Regions from separate parts of the Mus musculus genome. Here region 2 is linked to region 1. The links are chromatin loops, found by intact Hi-C in ENCODE. Cell type or tissue: heart. All regions are shown on one strand. Each heading gives the region's core, and the rest is flanking DNA. Links, peaks and the distances in the headings are about the cores only.

Region 1 (12,174 bases), core at 2,639-10,638:
GGTTATTTTCCTCAGTTATATTGGGTCAAAAACCCATCCTATAAGCCAGGCATGGTGGTGTGCGCCTTTAATCCCAGCACTTGGGAGGCAGAGGCAGGTGGATCTCTGAGTTCAAGGCCAGTCTGGTCAACAAAGTGAGTTCCAGGACAGCCAGGGCTATACAGAAAAACCCTGTCTCAAAAAACCAAAAAAAAAAAAAAAAAAAAAAAACATCCTATGGATGTTGCCCCCATATTCATGGTGTGTCTTCTTCCTTCTATGCCTCTCTGTTGATCTCTTCTCTTAAGATCTACCACTGAATTTACAGCCTGCCCCAGTCTCTTCTGCAAATCTCTAGTCACATCTTCTAAAATACTTGCTCTGTACAACCTCACATACATAGATCCCAGGAATTTCAATGGCAAGCACTTTATCAGCTGAGCACTCCTGTGTTTTATAAATTAAGTACTTATGTACCTCCTATGCCCATCGCTAGGACTTGTGAACTTTTGATTCTCAAAGTTCATAGTCTGTCTCCCTTGCCTTTGAGTTATTAGTCTTGGTGCATAACATTAATGATAAATAAATAAATACCCAGAGGATTTCTAGACAGACATTATATTATTAGATAAATGTGTTTCGAAGATATGATCTCTGTTATTCATGTGGAAGCACACAGAACATTATATACTACAGTATCCACCCCATATGACCTCTACAAACTTGAAGAAACAACAGAGGCATGGAAAAGTGTGAAGCTTCTTCGCTATGCAGAGAAATGCTAATCACTAGTACCAGCTGAAACCAACCCAGGATGAGAGGAAAACCTTCCTCTGTGGGATAAGAAATGTTTCATACATATTGGTTTAGCAGGTTTAGATAAATCATAAATTTAAAGAAGTCGCTTGCTTTTCCCTCCTATGTCTTTTTTCCAGAACATTTCAAGCATGAATAAGAAGCAGAAGACTCCTCCACTGGGGACCCTGAGCTCACTCCAGTGGTTGGTTGCAAGCTTCTGCCTCTGTCTTTGTCAGGCTCTGGTAGAGTCTCTCAGGAGATAGTCATATCAGGCTTCCATCAGCAAGCACTTACTGGCATCAGCAATAATGTCCGGGTATGGTAGCTATATATGACAATGTTAATAGGCCAGACCCCTCAGGGCTCCCGGGAACTGGACCACCAACCAAAGAGCAAACCATGGCGCTGGCCAAATATGTGGTAGAGGAGGGTCTCGTTGGTCGTCAGTGGGAGGAGAGGTCCTTGGGCCTGAGGTATTTCTATCCCCCTGTGTAGGGGAATGTCAGGATGGGAGGATGGGAGAGGGAGAGTGGGGGAGAGCACCCTCACAGAGGCAGGGGGAGGAGGGATGGGGTAGGAGCATCCCGAAGAGGAGACCTGGAAAGGGGAAAACATTTGAAATGTAAATAAAGAAAATATCCAATCAATAAGAAGCAAACGGAGGAGGAGGAGGAGCAGGAGGAAGAAGAGGAGGAGACTTTTCTCCCTGTGCAGATCACTCAGGGTCAGCAAGGAAGAACCCATGCACATCCTCACTGCCTTAACGCTCAGACTCGGTTCTAGGGTGCTCATACCTTAAATGAGCTCTAAGCATTCCAGGGAACCTTGTAAAGTTAGACCTCCTGCAGCTTAGGATATAGGTCAGTTGTGCTATGGAGGTGCTCAGCTGGAAGCACTGGGGTAAACTGTCAAGACCACATTAACCAGTTGTGGTGCTGGCCTATACTCAGTTGGTGGAGGCAGGAGGATTATGAGTTCAAGGTCAGCATTGGCTGTAGCCACAGTATAAGTTCACCCTGAGTTACTTGAGACATTGCCTAACAAACAAAATCAGGTGCTAGAGAGATGGCTTAGCTTTCTGCATGCTGGGTAACAAGCCAAACATCTTTCTTGTGTCTATGACCCCAGTTTTGAAAGGGGTAGAAACAGGAGGATTGTTAGTGCTTGCTGTCCGCAGCCTCATAGAGTGTAGGAAGAGAAAGAGATTGAGAGAGAGAGAGAGAGAGAGAGAGAGAGAGAGAGAGAGAGAGAGAGAGAAACCCTGCCTCAAAGGCACAGACAGAGAGTGACAGAGGAAACTTGGTTCCTTCTTGTGCACAGGCATGCACACCTCTCCTACACTTACATAAAATACTGAAGTAATTAATATCAAATTTTCAATACCAGTTCATGAATTTTCATAGTTTTGTTTTGGAATTAGAATTCAAAGAATATTCATACTTTGTCTCATTTTTTTCCTCTAGAGGATTTTTTCTGTACACCCCTCTCTCTCCCTGTCTTCTCTCCACAATCTTTCCTTGAAGACTTGAACTCCTTTCCTGGGCAGTTTTTCTCGGTCTGATCTTCTTTGACTTCATGGCACTTTGCCCCACTTGGATCTCCTATAAATCTCACATTCAAAATTAGAGACTTCAGCAGACAACCACCAGTCTGGTGCCCGAGAACCAGGCAGGGAGCAAGTCAGATATGACCTCTGCCCTGCGCCATCTGGCAGGGGCGGGGCACAGCACTCCTGAGATGACCTCAGACATCCACAAGTCCCACGGGACACTAAAATGAACAAGTAAGGGGTGGAGAGATAAAAGAGAAAGAGAATCAGAAGGGTGTGTGCACAATGAAGAGAGAAAGAACAGGAAAATGGAGGTTGGTGAGGAACAGCTGGATGTGAGTAGCTGATGTTGTCACCTGGGAGCATGGCGAGGTCCTTGCCCATGCTGCTACACAGGAACATGTCTAGATGGCCCTGCAGCAGCATGTTACCACCAAGATCCAGGCAGACATCCCTGGTCTGGGGTACCACCATGTTGATGTTTGAGAGCTGTGCAGAACTGGCACCACCCCTAGACTGGGCATCATGGGAGATCTGGTGCCAAAGGTGTGCAAGCAGGAGAGCCATCTGCTCCTCCCCAGGTGCAGTTCTGAGGAAAGCAGGCTGCACCTAGCCTAGCACACACAGCCGAGCTGGCCCTGGTTGTAGGGGTTGAAGATGAGCCAGTCTGAGAGTGTGAGCGTGCATGGGAGAGGTAGCCCTGTACTCATCTGCTGTGTGGATACAGAGGGAAGGTGAGGGAGAGAATCATGCCACTCCTCTTGCCACTACCCACCTGCAGCAGTCAAGAAAGCTGACCACAGGGGATCTGGAGAGCAGGAGAGCTGTCCCTTCTCCTCACCTTTTGCAGCACTCAGAGTGGGACCTGCACTTGTGCAGCATAGTAGAGCTGGTCCTGATGTCAGGGGATGGAGGCAGGGTGGGGCAGGTGAGAGAGCTGTTCATGAGAGCAGGAGATCTGGTCCAAACCCTGGACTGCTGCAGCACTCCGGAGAGCAGACCCTACCTTACTTGAGCAGCTCTGCTCTGGTAGGCACAGATCCAAAGTTGCAGGACCTCCATGACCTAGGGAAACAACAAGATGTCTGAGAGGTCCCAGTGAGGGTCTGCTATTGATAGAGTAGCAGAACCTAGAGGTCTCAAACCAGATCAGTGACTTGTCCCAATGAACATTTGCAAGCAGAGAAGTGGGTGAAATGGTATACTGTGGGACACACTGATATACTACAGCTTCCACAATGATTTTTTTTCTTTTTTGGGGGGGTGGGGGTAGGGAGGTTACAAAGAGACAGGGAAATGAGTGGGATTGGGAAGCACGATGTGAAATTCACATAGAATCAATAAAAAGTTAAATAAAACAATTAGAGACTTCGGGAGAGTTTTCCTGGCCTTTTATCCACATAGTTTTATGGATGATATTGTGTGAGTCTCTCCGGAATAAATAACTTCTGGCTGTCTTATGTTAACAGCCATTGATAATCTTTGCTTAAATCCATTACCTCATTAGGTGTTGAAAAGATAAATTATTTCTTCAATTATTAGCTGCTTTGCTTCTAAAAAGAAACATTTCCCTCTCAACAGCTATTGGTCAAGTTGGGGTGTAGTTTATATAGGAAAAGTAGGATAGATTCTTGGAGGGTTTTCAAAAAAGTTAAGATCTCCAACAGTCTTCAAAAAAGTCTGTGTATCTTTTTAGATGTCTAGATACATAGCTATATATGTATATGTGTGTAATTGTAGGTATGTGCATATATAGTGTATATATGTGTTTCTACATACATATATAACATGCATGTATAACACATATTATATAGATAACCATATATATAATGTTTTAAGGTCTTCGTCATATGACAGTTTATTGGCATGGAGCCTATATATTTTATGTTCCTCAGATTTCTGTTCTGAAAATATTTTAAAGAGTTGCAGTTCTTTGCTGCAGTAAATGGCACCCCAATAAATATTATTTGCAATCATTTTCATATTTTTTTCCTAGCTCTTTCTAGGAGGTAAATACACTACCACCACACACACACAGCACACACCACTACCACTCTCACACACTCACACACACACACAACACAGACACAAAGACACACAGACAGACATACTACACACACACACACTCACACACACATAATGCACATGACTACCACTTAGACACACACACTATCTCACACATACACATACCACAGACACACAGCACACACCACTACCACTCTCACACACTCACACACACACACTCACACACACACACACATGCACACACACACACAAGCACATCAGTTCAGACTAATGTCAAACTTAGGAATTTTGATTCCTTTTATTTTACCTATTCAAGTCCACTTCTATAACCCATTTATGCCCTGCCTCAAATTCTGATTTTAGTAACTCTAGTTTAATTACTTTTTTCTTTTAGTCTACATTACATATTCTAGTCTCAAAATGATTTTGCCTCAACTGTTGTTGATATTCTTCCTATTATGTTGTTGTTTTCCAAATGAAACGTGTTATTTTAAAGTCACCTGGGACAGGTTCTTGATGGTCATTATGTCACCAGCAGTGCTCTCAATGAAGTCTTCTTTCTTTAACTTTCCTGGTTGTATATGAAAGGCTATCTGTATTGTAGTTAATTACTATGTAACACTATTTAATTACTATGTAACTTCAGAAAGTCATAGCTCCCAAAGGGGACATTAAGAACTCACTTTGTTTCTCGTCCCTAATGTAAGCATGCACACACACATGCATCAGGATCATCTTGTATCCTTAATAATAACTTCATTGTAGAGATACTAGCATAGACAAAGTCTTCTCCTTGTTATGGTCTCATAATAATACAATGTGCACGTCCTCAGATTTCTGTCCTGAGAATATTTTAAAGAGTTGCAGTGCTTTGCTTCAGTAAATGGCACCCTAATAAATATTATTTGCAATCATTTTCATAGTTTTTCCAGTATTTCATTCTGGGATAAGTCCCTAAAAGCAGCAATCATGTCATTTTTTTTTCTACTTAGAACTCCATCTCAGACTCTGATCCGAATTCTAGCTGTAATGGTTACTGACTTTGTTTTGAGTAGAGGAATCTGGGGTGGGTTGTTGAATTAATGGATTCAGAACCTGTTTCTGTGGCAGAGCTGTGAGAAGACCTGAGGCCCCAAATGGAATCACATATCACGTTTCCTTTAAAAAGCAGTAAGATAAACTCATCAAAGAAACTAGGCCCAGGTTTTCTGACGTCATCACAATGACTGCATTGAACGTGACAGGCATAAGACCATCATTATGGGCCAGTCTTAAATTAGTTGTAGATAGTGTAAGCTCTTTCTGAGCACCTGCTTGGTGTCATTTCGTCCTAGTGTGCTCTGTTCTGTTGACATTAAGACCTGCCATAGGATGTGATCGAACGTTAGTACTTTAAACTATCATTTATGAAAAAGGTGTGATTTGATTGCTTTCCATGGGAGGTGTCATGATTTCTACATATTTACTATGAGCAAAAGGACGGCATTAACTGAAACTTCAGCTTCCATCAGAGGAACCGCATCCTGGCATGAAAACTCAACCACCAGGGGGAGCAAACCAAAGTTCAGACACTGGTGAGAAACCCATGGCCATGAAGAAAGTAAATGGTGTCTCATTGCTTATGTGTGTGTGCTTGTGTGTGCTTGTGTGTGCTTGTGTGCATGTGTGCTTGTGTGCGTGTGTGAGTGTGTGTGTGTGTGTGAGTGTGTGCGTGCGTGTGTGTGTGTGTGTGTGTGTGTGTGTGTGTGTACACGCACACACTACAGGACAACCTTGGATCCCATTCCCAAGGAAGCAATGGTTTTATTTGTTGGCCCAATGCTTGTCAAGTAGGCTAGGCTGGCTGACTACTGAGTCCCAGGGATCTGCCTGTTTCCACCTCCCCAGTGCTTGGACTACAAGTGTGCACCACCATACCCAGATTTGTTGAAATGTGTGTTGTAAGGGATAACATTTATGCAAACACTTTGAACCATCTCATCTCCCCTGCCTGGAATCTCTCTCTCTCTTTTTAAAAAAATTAGACAAATGCTTAGGCATCATGACATAGTCTAACATCTTTCCACACTACATAATGTATGATATAGAACAGAAACAAATAATTTGAGTTAAAATAGAGGAAAATGTATATATAAATAACGTGTTTATTTTTAGTAGCACAGAAAATCATACAGTCAAATTTTGGTGGCAAGCGGCTTTAAAAACTGAGTTATCTCACTGGCCCTGAAGATCCATTTTTAGTACAGTATACATTTAGCACTCATCAAAGTACTACAGATAAACAGGAATCCCTAGGCCTCTGTCGTTCCTAGCTAGTAGCTGGTAGCTTCTTGCCTGAGTGCTTTCATTTCATTATAGCTGAAAATTTAGAGGCACTTTGTTATGTGACTGAGGCCACATACCAGGAACAAGGGGAGATCTCAAGTGCAGTTGGATGAGAAATTTGGAACGGAGACTATGGTAGTCAAGCAAGAGAGACTGTAACTCCCTGAAGAACACAATGTGGCAGAAAGAGAGCAGAATTCCTCAAGAACAGGAACTATGAAAATCACATTTCCCCCTAAATTATCACAATAGCGATTCTTTCCTTTACCCTAGATACATGCCCCACTTTGCAAGGTCATAAAATAAATGGCTTCAAGTTCTATACTTGAAGTCACTCTTATTTTGGGGGTGCAGGGTCTTTTCTATTACTGTAATTGCTTTGATTAAATCTTAGGGCAAGTTAGTAGGTGCCAAATAACTAGAAAACTCACTATCCTATTAGTGTCTTAAGGGAATTGTGAGGGTCATAGGTCGACATGTGTTGTAAAAAGCCCAAATAAACATTTCAGACTTTACGAGTCAAGAGACAGAAAACAGTGTGTCACAAAAGCAGTGTGTCACAAATGGACCCAGAAAACAAAAGGACTAATGGCTACAATGGCACGGTGTGCTTCTAAGTGTAACGATAATAATGCTGCCCCCCCTTCCTTTCTTCTCTCCTTGCATTCTTTCTTTCTCTTTTATTTTATCAAGACTCTGTCTCACTCATTTTATACGCCTGGCTACCTTGAAACTCACTGTGTAGATGAAGCTGCCCTGGAAGTAGTTAATCTGCCTCCTTCTCCTCCTCCTCATCTTCTTCCTCCTCCTCCTCCTCCTCCTCCTCTTCTTTCTTCTCCTTCTCCTTCTTCTTCTTCCTCCTCTTCCTCTTTTTCCTCTTCCTTTTCTCTTCTTCCTCCTCCTTCTACGCTCATTCTTCCCTCTCTTCTCTTCTTCCTCTCTCTCTCTCTCTCTCTCTCTCTCTCTCTCTCTCTCTCTCTCATTCTCAATTTATATCTACTGATAATAAAATGGAAACTTTAATTCTATGGATATAACTCTGCCTAATCTTGGTTCATTGTTAATGCCCTCAGACACTAAACTGCTTACAAATGTTCATTAGTGAAATACCTTTTTACCATGTGGTCTCTACCAAAGCATGCCAGGGCAGATTTAACCAACAGAATATCATGAATTGGTTTCCTCCAGAGGACCCCATTACAGTTTGATTTCAGTTATTTCAATGGTCTCTTTTGACTTCTTTACAAATGTATCTAATTCCATCTCTTCAGTGATGTACACAAGACATACATCACATGGGAGATTATTAGTAGTTTCATGAAGAATTAAGCATTTCCTTCTATTATGTGTCTTGAGATTTTGGCCTAGAGGACTCTAATTCTCAGGATCATGATTTTAGGAACCCAGAATGAATAGAGCAAGTAATTTACTTCTGGCCATTCTGGCTGTCCCATCCCAACACTACTACCTATCAGTGATTGGCCTAGTCAAGTGATAGTATACTCCCATTTGAAGAAAAACAATAAGAGTAAATCTTAAAATGGGGAGAACTCAATATTTATTTAATGTTTGGGAGTGTTCATGTTGTTTTAGTGACATGACATTAGTGACTCAGAGAAAATTAATTTAAGCATTATTATTATTATTCTAAGACATGAAACCCACAAAATGCTCTTTAGCTCACCAATTGTCTTTGACCCTGTTAATGAGGTTATGGGCTTTCTACCATAATTACTCCCGCATGTTGGTGCTCACAGTCTGTCACTAGAAATGAGTAGAACACCTGCCTCCAGAACAAATAGTGTTTTCAGTCGTAGATTCTTTCAATCATCTACTTCACTGTCTTCATTTTAAATGTGAAATACTGAAAAGAGATTGAGGGAGCCTCATCTGGCATTAAGGTTGGTTGGTGAGGAAGACATCATTAGAATAAATTCTTGGATCCAACCTCTAAATACGATGTTACAAAGGACAAGGTATCCAGGAAAAGGTGCTCTCCCATTAGCTATTATGCTTGTAGATTGAATAACACAGAAATTTAATGTAGCATTTGTTTTCATGGTTAATATAAGTCATGAACTACCATTTCAGCAAACACCAACATGGTCAGTCACATTTAGGTGAGTAACGTTCTCTGATCTACAATAACTATACCAATAGTAAAGAGCATTAAATTTTATGAAGTGCTTGGTTTGGGAGCAGGGTGTAGATTATAATTTCAAGAGAACAGACGGGGGCACAGTTTGGGGACCAACTTGGTTATAGAGGCGATAAGGCTATCCAAATATTTGTTCTTATCCCATCTGTCTTCCTAAGGCGACATGCTGCAAATGAGAGGGAGAAGGCCAAATTCATATGCTCACATTTTTCAAGCTTAGTTGTAACCATTGTTATCACATTGAGCCTACCATGGGTTACAGCTAATCTGACAAAATGACGACTGACACATTAGAGCAAAGGCTGCTTTCAGAGCATGAAGTTTTAAATTTAGATAGTGCTCCTACTATGTCTGGGTTGAACTTCATCATGGCATTGTAACCCACACAGAGTGGGCGGGAACGATTTTTCCTGTCAATCATTCCTCCATGCATACCTACCCTGTGTCTTGTGATGCTGAGGTTGCTCTCACTTGGGGATTTGAGTTTCAGCACTTTGATTCTAAGGTCAATTGTCTGGCATGTGACTTGCTTTGTCTATCTGTATGATGAACAGATGTTTTCCTGGAAGGCAACCATAGGATTCTGTTTCCTCCCTTGTTTCTTTGTCATGGACATGATGATGTCTAGGCCAGACAACTGGGTAAACTTGTTCTATGAATGATCAGATAATAAATATGCCTGTTTTGTGTCCTGTGGAGTTTTCTGTTACAGAAGTTTACTTCATTCTGCCACTATGGCAAAAAAGTAGTTTGAGAAAATACTAAAACAAGTAAACATAGCTGTGCTCCAAGAACACTCTGTTTCCAAATGCCATCAATAGCTAGATTTAGCCCAGAAGCCAGAGTTTACCAAGCTCTGTCATGGAGGATGAAATACAATGTAGCACTGAATTGGCTCCAGGACTTTTTCTTGAGATCTTTCTGGATCAGCTCATTTTGGCTTTAACTGATTCCCAAAATGTGGATGTGCCCTGACATCCAAAAGTTCCTGACAAGTAACTTATAAATGACACAGGAGCTGATTCATCCAAGGCCCCTCAACCCTACAGAGGCCTTGGTGAAAGCCACTGCTGTGTACCAATCTACCACTAACACAGCAGGTCATGTGCCAATACGTTTAGAGTTAGAGATAGGGCTCAAAAAGCAGTCAAACACCTTGACAATATCTTAGGCTCAATAAAGTCTCAGGACCATGACTGACATAAAGGCACAATTCTATTCACATTCCAAACTATTTCAATAATTAATGTTTGGTGGGAGTGGATGTTTGATTTTTCAAGACAGAATTTCTCTATATAGTTCCTGTCCTAGAACTCACTCTGTAAATCAGATTAGCCCCAAACTCACAGAGATCGACCTATTTCAATCTCCCAAGTGCTGGGATTAAAGATGTGTGCTACCACTTCCTGGTCTTAATACTTTTCTTATTTAGAGTTTTTAATATTTGTTGTGTGTGTATGTGTGTATGTCCATGTTTGACACTTGTGTGCATGTGTGGCAGTCACAGGAAAACCTGGAGTCTGTTTTCTCCTCTTATTACATGAGTTCCAGGGAGTGGGCTCAGGCCATCAGCCGTACTGGAAGGTGCCTAAACCTGCTGAGCCATCTCGCCAGCCCAACAGTTTTCTTAACTGCAGGTGGTTTATCTTGTTCATATACAGATGGAGATGTGTACAGTTTAAGCTTAATGATGTAGAATTTTAGGCATCTTCATACTCTGCGTTAATTTTCCTCTTAACTTTTAATCATTAAAATCATGTGGCCTTGGAATAAATATGCCAGGAATATTTTCCCAAAGTCACTATTGTCAGTCTCTTGGTGATGTTCCAGAGTCTGTATTGTCCTGTTTTGTATTTTCCTAAAGTCCAGTGAACTGGAATAATGGCTCACTCGCTCACACACACACAGTCTCAATCTCTCCATTTTTACAGCTCACACTTTATGCAGGGCTGTCAGGGTTTTCTGAATTAAATGTGACTCGGGGCCTGCATTTGCTGACTGAGGAGGCTCACGGGTCCTATAGCTCATCCACCGTCTTCCACTTGAGCTGCCACAGATGAGAGATTGGTGCCAACTTCAACCCAACATCGACCCTTCCCAGTAGTCTGCCTTCAACAACTCCTCCTTGTCAAATCCAACAGTTTACATGGGATTTACAGTGAATCAAGGACCCTGAAAGGCACACGGGCAGCAGTAATGCTTTTCCTCATAGCAGGAACACCTATCAATGTCCCACAGGGCTGACATTTCAGGCAGGCAGGGGGGAGATGATCAGAGGATTTTTTTGTGTTGCTCTTTCTAAATGGATTGTTGGAGACTCCCAAGGCAAGGGGCTAAAAGTCAGTGTGATACAGCTATGCAACATCCCCCAAAAACACTTATTAAATTATTAATTATAAAGTAGAGCCCTTGGATGAATTGCTCACAGAAGCAAAACAAGACCCCCTAGGACTGGTCCCCTGGGTGCAAGAGGGGGCCAGAAACTCCTCTTCTGCTTGCTGCCTAGAGAAACTTCTAGATATAGAATCAGGAGAATGTTTGATCATGGCTGTAGTTCTTAGTAGTTCTTTGGAGTTTTAGAGGTTTCTCTAATGACAGGGCCCAGAAGTTGTTCAATTATACTTTGCCAGATGACTAGACAACCAAACACAGATAAGATACTGGTTTTCTGGTCATCAAGACCTAGGAAGTCTCCTCTGTGCACATCACAGTATCAGGAAAGAAGGGAGACAGGGGTTAGGGTCCAAATATTCTCTTCAAGGGATACCCACAAAAACTTACATTCCTCCACTAGCGCCCTCTTCCCAAAGGTTCTAGCACCTCACCAGTACCTGCTTCCTGGTGTTTAGATGCTTTTACACATGAACTTTTCAGGGGAACTCTTGATTGGCAATATAGCATCCTTCCTAGGTATATATTAAATTTTAATGTAAACTGCGTGGTCCCTTCGGTTCTCACCACAGGTTAGAGTCATCAACAACAAATGTAAACAAAATAATGTCATTTGGCTGGGCAGGAATTCCTTGAGGCAGGAAAGGCAAGATCAGTAAAAATCCACACATACCCCATACATCCTCCTTCCTGATAAAAGCAGTTTCACAAACAAATCTCTCAACACTTAACAGCTGTAGAAGAATTTTAATCCAGCAACCTGGCTGCTCTGGCAAGGGATTGCATCCAAAGACCTAAGTCTGTGTGATCAGGCTGGAATGCAGAAACAACACACATCTTTCATCCCTTTGGCTGGAAAACACACACATACACAAACACACACCCTTAGTATATATACTTTTGAAGTAAAATTTTGTAGAAGGAAGCAGCCATGTTTGAAAGTGGCATT
Region 2 (12,174 bases), core at 1,287-9,286, 290 kb after region 1:
GGAGATCAATCCAACAGCTTTATGACTGTTAAAGCTGATTGGAGAATGTGGCTTCGGACTGGCTTTTATCACTGAATTTAAAAGACCTTTTCTTCTTCGTTTATTGATGTAGTTTGACAAAGTGCAGGCTATTCTCTTAGAGCCCAGCCATTACAATGGGAAAGGGGGCTGAGAAAAATTCATGATTCCAGTTGGGTGTGGTGGCGCCCATACTGGTAAATTCTGCACTTGGAAGGCCAAGGCAGGAGGATCTCCAGGCTCTGAAAACTATTCACTGTTTGACCAGAACAGGTTACAGAAGTAAATGAGACTCTGAAAAAAAAATTGTTTCAAAGGAAAACGTATCTGTCTTTAGAGGACTAATGGTTTTCAGACACATATGAAGACTTTCTGACAGTTGTGGGTACACTGGTAATATTTTTTCAGTTAATGGTCATAATACAAATGGTGATTTTCATTCACAAAGCTGTACATGAAGACAAGGCATAGGTACAGAGTTAAAAGACTACATGCTTTCTGGTAACATTGGAACTAAAAGAAATAGTACTTTAACATACAGTCTTAGTAGAGTGGAGAGCAATTATGACAGTAATTGGGGGAAATGTTTTTAATGAAGCGTTACATGTAAAGATAAGCAGTGTGAATAAGCCTATCAATGAAAATTCAGTATCAATGAAAATTCAGTATCACCTTCTTGCAGGTGTGCATGTACTAAGCTATTTCCCAACACAATCTAAGAAGAATCGGAAGGTTTTCAACCATCACCATAATAAACACCAATAAGACCTCAAGTCACGTGAGAGGAGAATGCTTTCTCTGAGGGCTGCTGGGGTACCAGTCAGTCTTATTGCACAGCGCAGCTTGTTCCTGAGAGACCCAGTCCGACTCCGCGTCTTCCCAATTTAGGCAAATAAGTTATTTTATTTCAAGTACTAATTGTCTCCACAACAAACAGTGACTCCTCTCAGCTGCGATTATTGGCATTACAATAGATAATCAACAGGAAAGCCTGAATGCAAAAATGGGAAAAGTTGCCTTGGTTACCAACCCGCAATGCCTAAGTGTTACAGTTACGGCCATCTTTCTAAATTTCTTAGCATCCCCCACCCCAACCAAGAGCGAAGGGTAGCATCAGAGTCAGCTTAGGCCAATAAAAGACCCCACTCTTACAGAAATATTTTTATGAAGCCTTTTCACTAAATAACCCCAAGAAAGGAGCCTTCCATTTAGAGTATTTGTATATTCATGTTCATGAACGTTGAGAACAGTAAGATGGAATTGGAGTGCCTGCTTTATGCCCGAGTAGCACATTATTGTGTTTGCTCAATGCACAACACCACAGTGTGGCCATTACTCTATATTATCCTCTCCTCTCCCTTTCCTTAAAAGCAGGTGGAGAAATAGATCACCCAAGGGGCCATCTTACTTCATCCCATATGGACAAAGATTGTGTAGGGCTTGGGGGGCCGAAAGGTTCATCTCAGATCCAACAGTAACTGCTTAGCTTTGCAGCCCTTGATCTGTTTAGTAAATTGAGGATTGTAAAACTAAGATGACTATTCAGATAGGCATCTATTAATATATCCAGCTATTATAAAGCAGGCCGGAAGCTCACACAGCACCTTGCTTATCAAGTTCTGACAGTGGCCGGCACTGACTTTGCCTCCACTCCATAGTCCTGAGTCCAGGGGATGTAGTTGTCCTTTGCTTTCAGAACATCACGCACCACCAGGTGAGTGACATTTTGCTTACCTGGGGGAAAACATCTAAAAAGTATAAATCATGACTATATAATAAGTAATGGCAAAACATGAATTAAAACGTTTAACAAGATGGAGTGATGTCTCAGTGGTTAAGAGCACTAGCTGTTCCTCCAGGAGACCAGAATATCAATTCCCAGCACCCCTCTAGCAGGCCCGTGGCAACTCATAGCCATCTGTAACTCCAGTCCCAGGAGATCCAGTGTCCTCTCCAGGCCTCCGCAGGCACTGAGTGCACAGAAATTCAGGCACATACATACAAGTTTTAAACAGCTAAATCTCAAAATTTTTCTTAAAGTTTTAACAAGTTCCAGATTGTCTAGAATATCATGTAAAAAAAAAAGTATTATCTCTGTTAATAGATAAGGGAACTAAAGGTTATCATATAATTTGAGGGAACTTTCCCCCTAACAATGGAGGGTGAAGGTCCTGAACCAGAAGAGACTGGAAAGCCAGCTCTGCCACTCAGGTGCTCAGGCCTCCTCTGTGAGAACGGCGTGAGCAAATACGCAGGAACCACTCGGAACAACACACACAGGAAGTATGACATGTGGACCTGGAAATACTTGTGACATTGAGCAATGTCTAAAAGTGTCCAGGCATTTAGTTCTATTTACCTTGCTATTGTTGTTTCTTATATTAAAAACCTTGATACATTCTTCTTTGCTGGAGTCACTACCTGTTATAAAATGTCACTAGATGTGCTGTGTAAACAGAGCTACTGGATACAGTGTTTCTTTACCCTGCTCGGGACAATCAGGTAAGTGATGCAGATTTAGATCCCAGCCCATGCCCAAGTCAACAGAGGAGGCCTTCTGACCTCAGTGGTCATCACAAAAGCAGATTCCCACCATCCACTCCTACTTCCTGCTGACTGCTTACCTGTGTGCTCTTCCAGGAGGAGGGCGTGACCTTGAGACATAGCCATTCGCCAATTGAGTTTATAGAGCTGCAGGGTCCAGAGAGACTCTGGCTCACAGCCAACCAAGCTCTCTCTCTGGCAAGCTCATTGCCTTGATGTTAACAGTGGATCTGGAAGAGTAGAGTCTTTTCGCCCTTTGCACAGAGCACTTTTATTCACTAAATCTTGTCAAAGAGCCACCTGTCTTTCATCTGCTGTGGTGGTTGAATTCCATTCGAGGGGCAAACACACACATACACACACACACACACACACACACACACACACACACACACACACACACCTGTTAGTGTTTACCTGACACTAACCAGGGTCATTTGGGCAGAAGGAATCTTAATCAAGAATTAAGGATTCTTAATTAAATTAGTTAATAAGATTAGCCAGTAGGCAAGTCTGTAGGGCATATTCTTGATTGATGACTGATGTGGGCTCACTGTGGGTGGTGCCACCCCTGGACTGATAGTCCTGGATGGTGTAAGAAAGCAGACTGGACAAGCCATGGACAAGCCAATAACAGCACTCCTCCATGGCCACTGCATCAGCTCCTGCCTCAGCCGAGTTCCCGCTCAGCTGAATCCTGCCCTGACTTTCCTCAGTGATAAACTGTTACCTGGAAGTATAAGTGAGATAAACCCCTTCCTCCACAAGTTGCTTTCCGTTGTTGTGTTTATCACAGCAATGGAAATTGTAGCAGAGCGAGCCATCACAGAAGAAGGAGCAAGAGTAAGAGAAAAACACAGAGAAACAATGTATTCTGGAAACAGGGCTGCTGTACATGCAGACTCATAGCTGCCATGGCTGCCTGTAGGCTTAGATGTTTCAAAACCTACTTAATTAAGGGTTCTTAAATACTTCAACCTTTCTTCCAGCCCTCCAACCAAAGGTAGAGAAGAAAGCCTGTTTAGAAGTAGTCCTTTGAGATGGTACCAGTCTTTGTTGTCAGGACGTCAATAGTCTAGTCCAAAACATTAGACTTGAATCAGTACCGGCAGCCTGGTCCAATCAGCAAACACATATCAGTAGCAGCAGCTCGATCCAGAAGAAACCATGAAGCTCCACCAATTTGGTACAAGTCCACAGAAGCACCCAGAATAACCATGAGAAGTTCTTTGGCAAGTTTCTCTCTATGAAGTCAAGGCAAGTGAAGATCAGTATAGACCAGCAAAACTTTGAAAGAAGAAGCAAGGCAAGAGCATCATTTGCAGTCTGTTGGGCTCTATTTATACTCTTTCAAACATCATGCGCCCTTTCAACTGTCTGCCTCATCAAAGCATCGTCTCATGTGTCTGCTTCAGGAAAACATCCTCTCATGTATCTGCTTCAGGAAAACATCCTCTCATTACCCAGCTTCCAGAAAAAAAAAAAAAATTACATGACAACTGAGCCTCCAAGGAAACCAGAAATTATACTTCAGTTGTCTGTACAAGATCTGCACAAGATCAAGCCAGTAAGTGTTCCAGTTTGGATGGGGAGAGGGAGGGATCATGAGCTGCCATACGTAGCTGAGGACAGTTGACAGTCTGGGGGAAAGAAGAGTCACTTCTTAATGAGGTTGTGGCCCTGATAAGTTGACCATGGATGCCCAATCCAAGGAGATTATGGCCAGCATAAACTGTGCCAGTGGGTTATTTTAAAAATAGTAATAATAAAAAGGACACGGAGATGAACAGGGTGGGGGCAGATCTGAAAGGAGTTAGGGAGAAGAGTGAAGATACGATCAAAGTACATTATCTGCAGTTATCAAGAATTAATAAGAATATTATGTATTAAAAGTGTTTAACACATCACTTCTTGGCCTTTTGTCTAAGATCAAGTGTAAAAGTGTTTAACCACAATGGAAGATAGGAATATCTGGAATCTCTAAGCTATACAGCAATAACAGATTCAGAAAGCCTCAGCTTCGTATAGGATAGAAGCAAAGCACCTAAATAAATAATACATGTGTGCAAATAATCCTGACTACCAGGCCTGAGGGACAGCACATGATGGGGTTTACTGAATGTCAGAGACGTTTGCTGAGGGACAGCAAGGCCACAGCTGTCTCAAACTAGCATTTGCAGAGCTGGAAGAAGAGTCCAAGAGGGAGGTTCCACAAATACCAACTTAACTGAAGCTGATCCAGAAGAGACACGTTGTTCCTTCGGCGCCCTCTATTGACAAGGTCAGGCTAGTGCCATTCGGCGAGGCATGCGTCATTCAGTGAGAAGAGAGAGTAGATTTGTGTGCCGCTTAGAATCAACAAACTGATAATTGGGTCCGTACAGATACAAAATGCCTTTTTTTCCCCCTAAGACATGCACACAGAAGAAATGCCTGTTTCGTATTTGTGCAAAGACAAGCTGGGGAATTGCTTTGAGTCCTGAGATCATGGTGAGGGGTACCTGGCATGCAACCATTGTTGCTCTGCTCGGCCCCAAATAACCAGTCTGTATAGGCAGCCTCTTCGCAGCACGACACTATGGCTCGCCGTCACTTCCTGTTTGAATTACTTTTTTAAAGACATAAACAATAGCAATCACACACACAAGCCTCTCTTGTTCAGTTGCTCTGAACAGGTTAATTGTATGCTGAGGAAAAGCGTTCCTTTTCTAATGACTCAAAAGCAAGACAGACGAGTGAGTGAACGTGTGATTTGATTCAGACATTCTTCTTAGATTGTTGCTGTTTGCGGCCATCACCTGGACCTACCCCTAACACCGGTGAAGTTAAGAACCTAGACTATCTAAAGGCATCCGTCCCAGGGTTCCTCAGGCTACTGGACAATTTCCATTTCTTGAATGAAAAAAAAAATCTCAGAATTCATTGATTTGGGGGTAAAGTTACTGAAAGCATCGAGGAAGGTCAATGAAACGGGTTGCTTAACTGAGGGAAATAGATGCCATCCTTGCTCACTGGTAGTTTCTGTGTACTCTTTATGCATAAATCAGTCTCGTTTGTGATAAGGAACACTGGAAGGGCTTGGATTCTCAGGAGGAGCAGACAGAAGCAGGAGCCCTGGGCCGTGGTCTAGGGAGGGCTTTGTGTGAAATTGCTGAAATGGAAGCAGACAGCGAGTTAATTCTGTTGCATTTCTGATGGGTTACTCTGCCGTGCTGGAAATGCTTCGAATGTGGACACTATTAAAGAAACTAAGCACCCGGTGGAAAGAGCGGGACAGGGTTGTTTTAGGTAAACTGGGCTGGTTGCAACAGCGGATAGATACTTTCTTTCCAAGCCTTCGAAAAGTAAAGGGGATACTCTCTTTCCAAGTCTTTGATGTTATCTTTCAAATGGGGGATGAACACACTTTTTGTCAACTTTCTCTACACCCTGAAATAACAAGACTCCATTCCCAAGCTTTTCTGTACCATAGTTAACAATTATTCTAATTGTCAGTCCCTGGATTTTTTTTTTATGCTTTCCCTGAAATGTGATAATTTGTAGGCTAATGTAAGAAATTAGACCATTTCCTAGTTTTTCTAAAAGGAAAGCACAAGGCTTCCTCTCTCAATAGATTGACATCGCAACCCCTCCACCTGTGAGAATCAATGAAGCGTTCACTCATTCGGAGTTCTACCGCCTTCTTGTCAACAAGGTGGAGGGAGTTTGTTTTTTTTTCTTTTTCTTTTTAGTGCTTTCTCTGTACTGTCATTTCAGATTCACAGTTGCTAAGTATTCCAGGAGCCCAGCAGAGGGACTCTCTCATGGTGTGATTTGCAAACTTTGAAATAACACCCACCATCAGAAGCACCATATGTTGCTGCGTTATAGTCAGCTGACAGGAGCATGTCATTTGTCATTCGAAATTCAGAAAATGTCAGCATCTTCATACCCAGCAATTGCCTACACGCCTCTCTGGTTAGCAAAGAGCATCATTGAGCCTAAGTGCACATGAAAATATGGGAGTCGTATGGAGGAATAAAAATAGCGGAGTCAGTATTAAGACACACAGCTTCATGAGCATATGGACAGACAGATCAACTTCCTATGCTCCCACCGTGTGTGTGTGTGTGTGTGTGTGTGTGTGTGTGTGTGTGTGTGTGTGTGTGTGTGTGTGTCTGTGTGTGTCTGTGTGTGTCTGTGTGTGCATGCATGAGTATGTATGTATGTGTGCGTGCATCTAGGAGAAAGGTCTGACCCATAGGGTTAATGGCATTTGGGCTAATCACGTTTTCTAACACTGGTGACTCAAATGTATCTTTTAATTATAAAATAGGATACCAAAGAATATTTTTTAATCCATTAAAGGCAGATTCAACATAAAACACAAGCTGTTTCCTTTGTGATTAAATTGCATGCAGCTGCGCTAGCTTCCGCAGAGCCAAGAGAGAAAAGCACTTGGTAATTCTTCCTAATTAGAGGATGCTAATTACTCCTAAATACAATGCACTTTCAATGTTATAAAGGTTCCTCTAAATCAATGTTTTTATAGGGCTAAAAATTAATAATGATTTCAAATCCATTAACTGTGGCCAAACTACCCATTTGTTCATGCTTGCACATGACTTTACAATGAAATCTCTGAACTGAAATGAGGTGAGGACCGAGCCACATGGCCTGGCGTATTAGCACATTATTTCCATGTTGATCAGTGCCCCATGGTGGTGTTTCTTCCCTGTGCTCATGTCATGGTGGAAGCAGAAGCAGGCACTCTGTGGTTGGAGCATGGTCATGCTTCCAATTTGCCTTCACTCTGTGTTCCCATCAGATAGCGGAACTTCCCTGCAGCAGGGGCTGGGATCTAAGTTCTTAATCACACGAGGGACCCATGGGGACAGAGAAACTCAGTTGCTGGGCACTACACGTTTTCTCCTTTGACACAAAAGTCCATGAAGACTTTGAGAGTCAAACAAAAGTTGTCCATTTTGTCTAATTAAAATACCAGGGCTGTATCAATGTATAGAACCAGTGAGATGTTTCAGCAGGTGGAAATGTCTGTTCCCATGCCTTATGAGCTGAGCTCAGTCCCTGGAACCCCCCCCCCCAACACACACACATGATAAAATGAGAAAAACAACTACCTTTATAGGAAAAGTATAGTGTATGTGTACTCAAATAAATGCACAAAAAGATTTAAAAAGTATATAAATTTTAAAATAACACTGTTCACTACACACTCTTCCAACTAAATTATGACCCTTATCAAATAAAGTCTTTTAAACATTTTTCTGGGATTAAAGTGGTTCAAGTGCACTATTGCATATGCCAGCAAGATTTTGCTGAAAGGACCCTGATATAGCTGTCTCTTGTGAGGCTATGCCAGTGCCTGGCAAATACAGAAGTGGATGCTCACAGTCATCTATAGGATGGAACACAGGGCCCCCAATGGAGGAGCTAGAGAAAGTACCCAAGGAGCTGAAGGGGTCTGCAATTCTATAGGTTGAACAACAATATGAACTCAACAGTACCCCCAGAGCTCATGTCTCTGGCTGCATATGTAGCAGAAGATGGCCTAGTCAGCCATCATTGGGAAGAGAGGCCCCTTAGTCTTGCAAACTTTATATGCCCCAGTACAGGGGAACTCCATGGCCAAGAAGTGGGAGTGGGTGGGTAGGGGAGCAGGGCGGGGGGTTGAGGGAGGGGTATAGGGAACTTTTGGGATAACATTTGAAATGTAAATAAAGAAAATATCTAATAAAAAAAAGAAATTTTAAAAAATAAATAAATAAAGTGGTTCAAGTGGTTGCCAGGCATGCATGAAAACCCGAATTTAGATTCCCAGAACCCATTAAGTGCTGAGTGGGTCGAGTGGTTCCTCTGTAATTCTAACTCCAGGAAAAGACATGAATGCCCAAAGCCACCTGATTGATGAGACTAGCCATGTTGGTGAGCTCTGGGTTTGATTGAGGGACCCTGTCTCAATGAATAAAGTAGAGAGCAATGGAGGATGATTCTTCCATCGACTTCTTGAGTTTCTACATGTGAGCACATACATGCACAAAGCATATACATATATACACATGCACACTACATACATACATATACATACATACATATATGAAAGTAGAAGAAATAAACACTTTTAACTCATTTTTCTTAATGATAATATTTTTCGTTCTCTATCATTTGCCTGTAAGTTATACTCTATTTAATTCAACTCCATCTTGAGAGGTGGCTCGTTTGCTCAGTCCATTTGTTCTGGGCTCTGGTTAAAATGCGTTTGTACTCCAAGGCTTCCTAGACAAAAGTCTTGTTCTCCAATGAGTTAGTGCTGAGGTGGTGGGAACTTTGAGTGACAGGATCTCCTGGGAGGTGGTTGTATCATAAAGTCACCAACCTAAGAAAAGATTAATGGTGCTGCCATCAACTTAGTTCCATACAGTCCTCTACAAAACTTCTGTAGACTGTATGAGGTCACATGACAGACTCTTGGGGAGCAGGGGAAAGAGGCAATAGTGAACCCCGAGTTTCCGAACCCCGAGTCAAGCATGTCATGAGTCTGGACTCTCCGACGGTGCTTATGCATGTATCATGGACATGTACATGTATCATGGACATGTACATGCTTATGCATGTATCATGGAACGTCACTGATGCTTCAACTCTAACCACGTGACATGCGCACTCTACTGTGCATGCTGATCCCCCTCCACCAGGAAACGCCAACAAAGGCGGCCTGACACGCATTGAAGCTCAGCCACAAGGGGAGCATCTTTATTGTACCTGGAAAGCTCTCTGCTCTTATGAAAACATAATGGTTTAATTACAGAAAACAAAGACTTCTACTATTTTCCTACTGTCATTCCTCAGCATGTAAGTATCAAATTAGCATATATTTCGATGGTACTGTGCTATATTTTGATTTCAAAATTGCTGTTTGAATCGCTGCCCCAAGCTTCATAAAAACTCATTACTTAGGAGTTTGGGGCAGAGAGAGGCGGGAAGGATGGCTTAGCAGTTCGGAGCACTTGTATTCTTACAGGGGGCCAAATTCAGTTCCCAGTACCTGCATGGTGGCTTATGATAGATAGATAGATAGATAGATAGATAGATAGATAGATAGATAGATAGATAGATAGATAGATAGATAGAAATTTCCCTATGATTTGTCAGTAAACCCATGTCTTACATACATACTTAACCTGTTTATATGCCTAGTATTGTATAAGAATTGCTTGCATGAAAGGGTTGAGAAAGGAAAAAGTTTAAGAACCCACAGTCTATGACTCTAAAGCCATTGCTGTAGCAAACCAAGGCTAGCTCAGGCCTTTCTGCACATAGCTACTTCTTGTTCTGCACCTCTGCCATGCTGTGCTACAAACACTGGCCCTGACCAGAAGCCAATTAGATGGAGCCACCTGATCTTGAACAAGCCAATGCCTTTTCTTTGTAAACTGCCCAATGTCTGGTATTCTAGCATCACAAAATGGACTAAGATAAGCAGATGTAACAATTTTCCAGAGACTGGTTAATTTATACACAATGGAATTTTATTTCTGATAGTTCTGGAGGCTGAGAACTCCACAGTCAAGACACTGATGGCTTCCATGTTTGCCTCTTTCATTAGGTCATGGTTCTACTCATGAGGTCCTCGCTGAAGCCCTGGCTCTTAATACTGACACACTGCTGATTAAATACAAATGTGTGTTCTGAAGGAAAGCATTCACACCATAGTACCCACAAAGGAAGAACTCTCACCTTGTTCTTCCCAGTCATGAAAAGGTGGATCTGGATGAGTCACTTCCTACTTCCCCAGATTCAGGTACCTCATCCACTGTGGTGCTTCAACTTACTTGGATTGAGGAGTGCTGACATGCCTTGCAGAACACACTTCTAGGCTTGTCTGAGGATCGTCTACAGATGATTGACTAAAGAAGATCTGCTCTGAATGTGGACAGCACCATCTCACATGCTGGACCCAAAGAGAATAGGAGAGGTGTTAGCAAGGCTCTCTCTCTCTCTCTCTCTCTCTCTCTCTCTCTCTCTCTCTCTCTCTCTCTGTGTGTGTGTGTGTGTGTGTGTGTGTCTTTCTCTCTGTCTCTGTCTGTCTGTCTGTCTCTGTCTATATCTTTGTCTCTGTCTGTTTTCTGTCTCTGTCTGTCTGTGTGTCTGTCCATCTGTCCATGTGTCTGGCCAATGTTTGTAGCACAGCATGGCAGAGGTGCAGAACAAGAAATAGCTATGTGCAGAAAGGCCTGAACTAGCCTTGGTTTGCTACAGCAATGGCAACACCTCTTCTATTCTCTTCTTTCTCTCCTATTCCTGGCTGCATGAGGTAAGTGGCCTCTCAACCTGCTCTTGCTGCCTCAATCTGGACCCAGATGCAATGGCACCAAGAACTGTTTACTGAGAACTCTGATTCTTCAAGCCCAAGTAAATCCTTCCTCCTTCAGACCTGCTTCCCTCCTGCCCCAGCCACAGTGATGCTAGTCTGACTAGAACACTACCAAGTGACTGATGCCTAAGGCCCTTCTAAGATGGGGGCAATAAGCAAATGAAATAATGGTTTGGAGAAGAAGGTATTTTGAAAAATACCATCACAATATAATGAAAGGTGCTTCAGTCAGGATCAGCATGGGAGAATAACTATGGGAGAGACTTTGGCTTCCTATAAACTACAGATTGAGACTTTTTTTCTCAATTTTTAGAATTATTACATTATGTGTATGAGTATTTTGCCTGCATATATGCATATGCACAACCATGTCTGATGCCTGAATGCAGAGACGAGGCTTGGGTGATTTATCACTGCACTGAACAGTAGGAGGGTGAATTCCGAGTTCAGAAAAGCAGGCCAGTCGTGAGATTCACACACCTTTAATTTCCCTTTATTTGAACTTGATTTGCTTCATCTGACCCCCATCAGAACCTCCAGTGGAGATTGAGGAATGAGGGACTGACCCCCACATGGCCAGAGAGTCTCATTCTTGACTAGACCTTTGCTCCCATTGGCTTTTTACATTTTTCATTAACCTTGCATTTTTGTGTGTAAGTCGGTTTTTCATCACTGTGGTAAAATGTCTGTGCAAACAATATAGGCAGAAATAATTTACTTTGGCCCGAAGAACTAAAGGTTTCAGCCCAAGCTGGGCTGGTGCCTTGATGGTCTGGCAGGACCTTGTGGAGGGAAGGCACGAGAGAGAGAAACTGTCCAATGTTCCCTCATGGTGGGCAGGAGAGTGCCCTCACTTCCTGGCTCCTTCCCTTCCCCTTTTGCTCCATGTAAGCCTCTGTCCTATCAGATGGGGCCTCCTCAGGCTGGGCTGGGTTCTCCTCCTCAGTCAATCTTCTCTGAGCTGATCTCACAGAACACCCAGGGTATGAATTACCAATCTATCTATCTTTCAATTCAATAATTCAGTCAAGCTGACAACCTAAATGAAGCTTGCATTGAGTAGAGGAGATAGTGTGTGTGTGTGTGTGTGTGTGTGTGTGTGTGTGTGTGTGTGTGTGTGTGTGTTCATACTTCAACTCAACAACTCAACAATCAGCCCTATTAACGTCTGATTCCATTGAGAGGTAAGTGCAAAGCAAGCCCTGGGAAAGCATATTACATTTGTAACCAATAAATGG

The links. A loop is a pair of places that touch in the nucleus more often than their neighbours do. Peaks named below come from ENCODE experiments on the same cell type or tissue, not always from the same donor. Only the 100,000 strongest peaks of a DNase experiment are listed, where the experiment ranks them.
Region 2: it touches region 1 in a loop (4-fold over the local background); 14 of 42 quality-filtered maps call a loop at or near these places.

What each region holds. Positions count from the first base shown.
Region 1 is chr6:138,157,847-138,170,020 of GRCm38, reverse strand. Gm30213 (a long non-coding RNA gene) reads right to left here and starts at 3,466. Exons shown (of 5, transcript XR_869528.3): 1 at 3,168-3,466. In heart, for the core only: a CTCF peak has its summit at 5,891 (motif pointing right); no DNase peak of the experiment used is centred there.
Region 2 is chr6:137,865,182-137,877,355 of GRCm38, reverse strand. Gm38552 (a long non-coding RNA gene) reads right to left here. Exons shown (of 3, transcript XR_869527.1): 2 at 10,395-10,513; 3 at 8,714-8,938. Among named protein-coding and RNA genes, the nearest start is that of Gm38552, 15 kb to the right of the region's middle. In heart, for the core only: a CTCF peak has its summit at 4,842 (motif pointing left); no DNase peak of the experiment used is centred there.